Linked DNA regions of Homo sapiens: region 1 is linked to region 2. Evidence: read pairs that join two places in POLR2A ChIA-PET (ENCODE). Cell type or tissue: GM12878. All regions are shown on one strand. Each heading gives the region's core, and the rest is flanking DNA. Links, peaks and the distances in the headings are about the cores only. Region 1 overlaps NEU3 (neuraminidase 3). Region 2 has its middle 12 kb from the start of ARRB1.

Region 1 (4,397 bases), core at 272-4,271, 370 kb after region 2:
CATCAGGGCAAGACCCACTCCAGCAAAAAGATTGACTAGCCAAAGGTTCAAATAATCATTAGCACTTTTCAGCAGTATTTTAAGGTGTGTACTTTTTGTTAGACATAATGCTACTACACACTTAACAGACTACAGTATAGTGTAAACATAACTTTTATATGCACTGGGAAACCAAAAAATTTATGTGTCTTGTTTTATTGTGATAGTCACTTTAGTGTGGTGGTCTGGAACCAAATCCACAATATCTCCGACGTATGCCTATTTGGGATCTGAAATAACCCTGTAGCTTCCAGGCCAAAGAGCAGTAACCCTTCTTTCCTCACTAAAAATACAGTCAAAATGTTCTACTGAAGAGGAAGGGCTCTAACTCCAGTTCTCCCACTTATTAGACGCGTGACCAAAGCAAATGACCTTAATTCTCAGGCCTGGTTGCCTCCTGCAAAATGGGGATAATAAAATATACCTCACATACAGCATTTAGTAGTAGAAGCGTGGTTATTACTGGTATCCCCCTGTCACCTGCTAAATGTGGTCCTGAGCAAGTTACTTACCTCTTGGAGCACTAGGATCTCTCATCAGCAAAACTGGACTACCAATGCTTACTTCCCTGGGTGATTTATGAGGATTAAATGGAATATAAATGAAAGGCACATCATACGTTAGCTGAATCTAAATAACTGTGGAGGTCTCTGGAGTCAGCGACTGAGTTTGAAACCAGCTTCTACTGCTTTATTATAGCTGTATAACCTTGAGCAAATGGCAACCTCTCTGAGTCTCAGTTTCCTTGTCTGTAAAATATGACTGAAAACAGTACCTACGACACAGAATGGCTGTGAGGACCCAATGTGCCCCTGGCACACAATAAGCACTCAGTGAGAGCCATTGTTTTTGCTGTTTTTTCTGCCTCTGCTCCCCACACAGGGCTTTCCTGTACTGATGAGAAAAGGCACAGATCCTGAAGAGCTCTGAGCTTTGTGAAGAGAAACTGAGGCCCAGACTCAGATCTGGGATGAAGAGTCACCTGTACCAACTGCCCAATCCTCAACCCTCGCCTCAGCACCAGGTGGAGAGCATCCTCATCTCTCCTCGTAGAACGCTTCTCTGCAAAGGCCAGGAAGGTGTGGGTGGGGGGTATGTAGAGCAGGGCTGGGATCCGGTAGGTAATCCCTCTGTCATCTTCCTGCCGGAACAGAGGGCTGTTGAAGGAGCATGTTGTCACTTCTTCCATGACCTCTGCAAGGATAGAAGGAAGCTTAATGTGTGTCCATACCCAGATGCTGGCCTGCATATAAATTCTGCTTCATCATTTCACTTCTGGAGAGCAAAGGTGGGGGGGCACAGATATATTCAAATGTTTCTTTATACAAGAATAACATATGCTCTCAATAGCACAAAGCAAGCAATATACATTCTTGTTTAACAAATGAGAATTTCATTAACTCCAGACCCTGTGGGAATTCTATGTGGCCTGTATCAAGTATGTATCTTGGAGCAGAGCGGTTTTGCATTTGTTTTTGCCAAGCATCCAGGGGTATTACCAGCCTGAGGTGGTTTTTATTATCAACTTCTTGGCTTGGAGTTTCTAGGCCATTTGGGTATCTGTATGAGTGAATGCCTATGGTTAAGAATTTTCTGGGAAAACTTTTTTTCTGTACGAAAGCCTAGGATAAAAGGCAATCTCTTTGTCTTCTATCTGTGTCAGTAGGGAGAATTTTTTTTTTTCCTAGTAGATCTGGTTTGATATTTGTCCCCTCTAAAACTCATGTTGAAACTTAATCCCTGATATGGCAGTGTTGAGAGGTGGGGCCTCTAAGAGATGATAGGGTTATAAGGGCTCTGTCCTCATGAATGGATGAATGGATGAATGGGTTATCATGGGAGTGCATTAGGGGCTTTATAAGAGGAAAACTAGAGATCTGAGCTAGCATAATCAGCCCCCTTGCCATGTGATGCCCTATGCCACCTCCAGACTCTGCAGAGTCCCCACCAGCAAGAAAGCCCTCACCAGATGTGGCCTCTGGACCTTGGATTTCTCGGACTCCATAACTGCAAGAAATTTCTTTTCTTTATAAGTTACCCAGTTTCACGTATTCTGTTATAAGCAACAGAAAGTGAATTAAGATACTAGTCCACCCTATCAGAAGGTATACACCCTACACAGGGTGCAGATTTTCAAGGGACCTAGCTTCATGTGAGTATTTCACATGCCATCCTCTGTCAAAAACTAGAGTCTAACCAGGCCGGGCGTGGTGGCTCACACCTGTAATCCCAGCACTTTGGGAGGCCAAGGTGGGCGGATCACGAGGTCAGGAGATCGAGACCATCCTGGCTAACATGGTGAAACCCCATCTCTACTAAAAATACAAAAAAATTAGCCGGGTGTGCTGGCAGGCACCTGTGGTCCCAGCTACTCAGGAGGCTGAGGCAGGAGAATGGTGTGAACCCAGGAGGCAGAGCTTGCAGTGAGCTGAGATTGCCCCACTGCACTCCAGCCTGGGAGACGGAGCAAGACTCCATCTCAAAAACAAAAACAAAAAAACACCAACAACGACAACAAAAAACCCACTAGAGTCTAACCCATGCGGACCTATAGCTTCATTTGGTATAACAACAGGCCTATTAAAGTCCAAGTTTCTAGGTGAGACATCCAGTGCAGCTGAGGGCAGATTAAGGAGCTAACCACTCTGGTTTTCAGTTCACTCTTGGTTTCTAGGTCCCTGGAGATTTCTCTTACTTTCTTGCAAATTCAGCTATAAAGGGCTTTGTTATTTTTTTTCTTTTGAGACGGAGTTTTGCTCTTGTTGCCCAGGCTTGAGTGCAATGGTGTGAGCTCGGCTCACTGCAACCTCCACCTCCTGGGTTCAAGCAACTCCCCTGCTTCAGCCTCCCAAGTAGCTGGGATTGCAAGCGCCCGCCAGCACGCCCAGCTAATTTTTTGTATTTTTAGCAGAGACGGGTTTCACCATGTTGGCCAGGCTGGTCTCCAACTCCTGACCTCAGGTGATCCACCCACCTTGGCCTCCCAAAGTGCTGGTATTACAGGCATGAGCCACCGTGCCCGGCCGGCTTTGTTATATTTTACCCACCATTTTACAGGTTGGCTACCCTGCCATAATGCTCACAATGGAGTCTCCAAGTATTCTTCTTAAAGAAAACCAGGTGTTCCACTTCTCAGAGGTCCAAAAGGGGAATCAAGCCAGACAGACAAAAAGCAGCCTTAGAATTACTTTTTCCTCAAACCAACTGTCATCCAAACCCAATTTTACAAATCATTTGTAAATATTATCAGGCTGTAAGAACAATTGATTCAATAAATATTTCTAGGTTCCTCCTCTGTGTCAGGCCCTAAAATAGATGCTGAGAAGACAGAGAAGGATCAGAGGTTCCTGCTCTCAAGAAACCCAATCCAAGTGAGGGAAACAGACATATACATGGACAATTATAACATGATGTAATAAGTGCTACTTTAGAGGTAAACACAACAGCAAGTAGAAAAACACAAAAGTGGCATCTATCCAGATCAAGGCACCAGAGAAGGATTTTTGGAGAGAATGATTGAGCCAAAAGAACTCCTGCCTCATATAGTCACAGGCTCTGCCTGGAACACTCGTTTCAGATAGCCACATAACGCTCCCTCACCTTCTTCAGCTCTGCTCAAACATCATCCAATCAGGAAGGTTTCTCTGTCAACTCCTTTGCCCCAGCCTATCTTCTTTCCTTGTTCTATTCTCCACACCACTTATCACACTTTGATGCCTCCTATGTTACATTTGTTTAATACATACCACAAAATGGAAGCTCCAGAAACAGCAAGGGTATGTCTGTTTTCTTATTGCTCCGCCTTGACACCTAGAACTATGCCTATTAAGTAATAGGCACTCAACAAATTTTTGTTGAATGATTGAATGAATCAGTGAGCCAGATCTTAAAGAATGAACAGTGGATTAGCCAACTGAGGGTTAAAAGGAGAAGCGCAGAGGACAAGGATGTGAAAAGCCTATAGGCAACAGAAAACAGTGAGTTTTGGGGCCTCTCAGTAGTTTAGTGTGACTACAGTAAGGTGGAGTGCAAGGGATGGGGGCAGAGGTGGGACTGAAGGGGTCAGCACAGTCCAGATCCTGGGAGGCTTAGATAACTTATTAAGGTGTTTATTCCACAGATGGGAGACCACTCAAGAATTTTTGACAGAGGAATGGCATGATGATTTTAGACCAATCTTCCAGGAAGCTTTCAGGACAGTGAACCATACGGCAAAGTTGCACTGCTTTTGGCTACAGCCTCCTAGTGTCAACCAAGACAAACTTTTATCAATAGCATATGAATATTTAGTCACTTGTTCCTAACTTGAAGAAGGGAAAAGAACTATTGCTCAGTATCATGAGGGGAACTGGGAGAGT
Region 2 (4,397 bases), core at 235-4,234:
GGAGTCTCACTCTGTTGCCCAGGCTGGAGTGCAGTGGTGCGATCTTGGCTCACTGCAAGCTCTGCCTCCTGGGTTCGTGCCATTCTCCTGCCTCAGCCTCCCAAGTAGCTGGGACTACAGGCGCCCACCACCATGCCCTGCTAATTTTTTGTATTTTTTAGTAAAGACGGGGTTTCACCATGTAGCCAGGATGGTCTTGATCTCCTGACCTCGTGATCCACCTGCCTCGGCCTCCCAAAGTGCTGGGATTACAGGCGTGACCCACCGTGCCCTGCCACTTCTAGACTTTTTAATTATATTTTTTATCTGGGCAATCATGTTTTTTATTTCCCAGGACTCTTTCATGTTGTCTAATTGATCCCTTTATTAGCAGTTCTTTCTTGTTTTATGAATCTAATATAGTCTCAAATTAGAATTTGTTTCTAATTGTAATATTGAAAATACTATTTATTGGATTTAAATGAGCAGAATTACTCTCTAGATAAAGCATGGAAGACTTCATTATAGTTACAGAATAAATTTAAATATTATAACTCTTAGCAATGTAACAGTATAACTATCAGTGTCAGAAGGCTGGAGGAGAAGAGGAGAGATCAAACACTGCACAGATGCTAACTTTTTCATTTTACATAGTATAAATCAAGAGATGCTATCTTGGCCAGGCACGCTGGCTCAAGCCTTAATCCCAGCACTTTGGGAGGTCAAGGCAGGAGGATCAGTTGAGCCCAGGAGTTCGAGACCAGCCTGGGCAATATGTTGAGCCCCCATCTCTATTATAAAAAACAAAAAAAAGAAAAAAAATGACAGATACTATCTAAAGTGCATAGGAATGGAAATAAAGGTTTTAAGCAATTATCAATCAATGGAAGACTAAACTAACACTACAACACAACGTAGAAAGGATTGGGAGATGAGCATTAAAGTAAATGAGCAAATGTCCTTTTTCATGAGAAGAGTCAATAAATGTTAATTCAAGTGGATAAATCAAGAAATTGAGGTATATGCATATCAATCAGATTTGTGGTACAAACTACCATAGCTAAAAGCAGAAAAGGTAAAAATAAAGTTTTTTTAAGAGAGGGGTTAAGGGCTGGGCGCAGTGGCTCACGCCTGTAATCCCAACACTTTGGGAGGCCAAGGCAGGCTAATCACAAGGTCAGGAGATTGAGACCATCCTGGCTAACAAAGTGAAACCCTGTCTCTACTAAAAATACAAAAAATTATCTGGGCATGGGCATGGTGTTGGGTGCCTATAGTCTCAGCTACTTGGGAGGCTGAGGTAGGAGAATGGCGTGAACCTGGGAGGTGGAGCTTGCAGTGAGCTGAGATCACGCCACTGCACTCCAGCCTGGGCAACAGAGCTAGACTCCATCTCAAAAAAAAAAAGAGAGGGGTATAGGGCAGCGTGGGATGAGGTGGGGTGGGGCTTTGACTTTTCCCTTACTAACATTCTATATTGAAACTTTTTTAAAAAGTAATGCTTTTATAAAAATAATTAAAATGTACATAAATGTTGACTGCAGAAACATGCTGGTGCTTGATAGAACGTGCAGAGTGGGCAGGGATATGATGGGGCTGGATGGGGCAAGAAAGCCGTTTCCCTGCTTGGGAGAGGTGCAAAGTGTGCAGGAAGGAGGGGTTGGAGCTGTAGAAAACAGCCCACCTTGGATTCAGGGGGTCCCAGAGGGCAGGGCCCTTTCTCCTGCTCCTAAGCACGCTCATCATCCAACAATTATCTAGCGCTTCCTAAGCTTCAGACCCTGTTTTGGGGGTGAGAATATGGAGCCATCTTTGCTCTGGATATTTAAACCATCATTACAAAAAGACTGCTGACCCTAGGGTTGGCAGTCCCCACCATGGGAGAGGTATAGTCCATCCCTTTCTGATGAAGGAAGCTGGAGGATTCCCAGGAGGTGGGTGTAATCCCTGGTTTCCTCAGGACTGTCCTAGTTTAAAAACTCATAGCCCTATGTCCCAGGAAACCCCCGCATCTGGGAAACCTGTGCAGTTGGTCACCCTTCCAAGGGGGCAATTCCAGCCCAGCCTCTCATTCTTCCTCCATCTTGGTTCTGCTGGAGGAGAACCTCTAGAGCCCCTAGCATGATCTGCTTTCTGAATTTTGGAGGGTCCACAGTAGTCGGGGGGTTGGGGACAGTGCAGATCAGGGAGCCAGTAGTGCTGATTTTCTGGATGGTTAAAAGAAAGGAAAGAGAGGACTCCAGCAAAGGGAACTAGGAGAAGTGGGAATAGAGTAAGGTAGGGTGATCTCTCATCCTCCAGAATTAGCATGTCTAAAAGCATACAGTTTGGGCTGGGCACAGTGGCTCATGCGTGTAATCCCAGCACTTTGGAGGCCAAAGTGGGTGGATCACCTGAGGTCAGGAGTTGAGACCAGCCTGATCAACATGGTGAAACCCCTGTCTCTACGAAAAATACAAAAATTAGCTGGGTGTGGTGGCAGGCACCTGCAATCCCAGCTACTTGGGAGACTGAGGCAGGAGAATTGCTTGAACCTGGGAGGCAGAGGTTGCAATGAGCCAAGATCACACCATTGCACATCAGCCTAGGGACACAGTGAGACTCAGTCTCAAAAATAAATAAATAAATACGTAAATAATTTTTTTAAAAAAGCATATAGCTTGGCCCTGGGAGAGGACCAGATTGTTATGTCCACCCCATTTCTTAAAATACATTTATTCAATAAATATTTATTGAGCACTTACTATACTAGGCTCTGATTATTCAGTTACAATACACACACGAAGTAATCAGCTCTGTTCTAGGCTCTGGGGGTGCAGTTAGAAACCAGGCAAATACAGACACAGATACAAAGCTTACAATCCAAAAGGGGATGCTGACAGTTGACCATATTCTTATGGGGCTATTTCCATCCCATTAACCTATTTGTCTATCCTTAGACTAGTACTATTCAGTCTTTTGTGTGTGTGTGTGTGTGTGTGTGTGTGTGTGTGTGTGTGTGTGTGTGTGCGTCTTGCTCTGTCACCCAGGCTGGAGTGCAGTAGTGCAGTCTCGGCTCACTGCAACTTCCAACTCCTGGGTTCAAACGATTCTCATACTTCAGCCTCCCAAGTAGCTGGGATTATAGGCATGTGCTACCACGCCCAGCTAATTTTTGTATTTTTAGTAGAGATAGGATTACATCATGTTGGCCAGGCTGGTCTCGAACTCCTGGTCTCAAGTGATCTGCTTGTCTCAGCCTCCCAAAGAGCTGAGATTATAGGTGTGAGCCACTGTGCCCAGCCCCATTCAGTCTTCATAATGGTAGCTTGAGAATAAATTTTAAAATCAGGTAGTATGTGTCCTCCAACTTTGTCTCCCCCTCACCACCAAGATTGCTTTTGCTATTTCCATATAAATGTCTACAACAAAGCTTATCGTATTGGATTTATAGAACAATTTTGGGAAAATAACAGCTTAATATTGTGTCTTACAAACCATGAATTTGTTATGTTTCTTAATTTGTTTAGCTCTTTGATTACTTTCAACAACGTTTTATGATTTTCAGTGTAAAGATAGAGGTCTTACATGTCTTTAGTTAAATTTATTTTTTATTTTTTTTATTTTTTATTTTTCTGATACAGCATCTCACTCTCTTGCCCAGGCTAGAGTGCAGTGTTGGATCTCGGCTCACTGCAACCTCTGCCTCCCGGGTTCAAGGGATTCTCCTGACTCAGCCACCCGAGTAGCTGGGACTACAGATGTGCGCCACCACACCTGGCTAATTTTTGTATTTTTTTTAGTAGAGACAGGGTTTCACTATGTTGGCCAGGCTGGTCTTGAACTCCTGACCTCAGGTGATCCATCTGCCTTGGCCTTGGCCTCCCAAAGTGCTGGGATTACAGGTGTGAGCCACTGTGCCCAGCCAAATTTATTCTTAAGTACTTTGTGTTTTTTGATGCTATTATAAATAGAAATTTAAATCTCAATTTCTTTTTTATTTTTAGAAACACAATAGATTTTCATATATTGTTTATTAATTCTAGCAGTTTTATACATTCCTTAATATTTTATATGTAAATATTCATGTAATCTGCACATATAGACAGCTCTACTTTTTTCTTCTCAATATTTGTGCCTTTTATTTCATATATATATTTAATTTAATTAATTAAATTTTTAAAAAATATGGAGTCTCACTCATTGCCCAGGCTGGGGTGCAGTGGCGCGATCTTGGCTTACTGCAACTTCCACCTCCTGGGTTCAAGTGATTATCCTGCTTCAGCTTCCCGAGTAGCTGGGATTACAGGCATGTGCTACCACGCCTGGCTAATTTTTGTATTTTTAGGAGAGACAGGGTTTCACCATGTTGGCCAGGCTGGTCTCAAACTCCTGACCTCAACTCGGCCTCCCAAAGTGCTGGGATTACAGGTGTGAGC

The links. Peaks named below come from ENCODE experiments on the same cell type or tissue, not always from the same donor. Only the 100,000 strongest peaks of a DNase experiment are listed, where the experiment ranks them.
Region 1: POLR2A ChIA-PET joins it to region 2 with 5 read pairs; 3 of 35 experiments call an interaction of 5 or more read pairs at or near these places.

Annotation. Positions count from the first base shown.
Region 1 is chr11:74,991,345-74,995,741 of GRCh38, reverse strand. NEU3 (neuraminidase 3) reads right to left here. Exons shown (of 3, transcript NM_006656.6): 2 at 1,022-1,233. Among named protein-coding and RNA genes, the nearest start is that of NEU3, 4.6 kb to the right of the region's middle. RefSeq lists an enhancer at 2,741-2,860. In GM12878, for the core only: no CTCF peak of the experiment used is centred there; a DNase peak (open chromatin) is centred at 2,681; H3K4me3 peaks cover 1,666 bases; H3K27ac peaks cover 618 bases.
Region 2 is chr11:75,361,277-75,365,673 of GRCh38, reverse strand. No RefSeq gene overlaps it. Among named protein-coding and RNA genes, the nearest start is that of ARRB1, 12 kb to the right of the region's middle. In GM12878, for the core only: no CTCF peak of the experiment used is centred there; no DNase peak of the experiment used is centred there.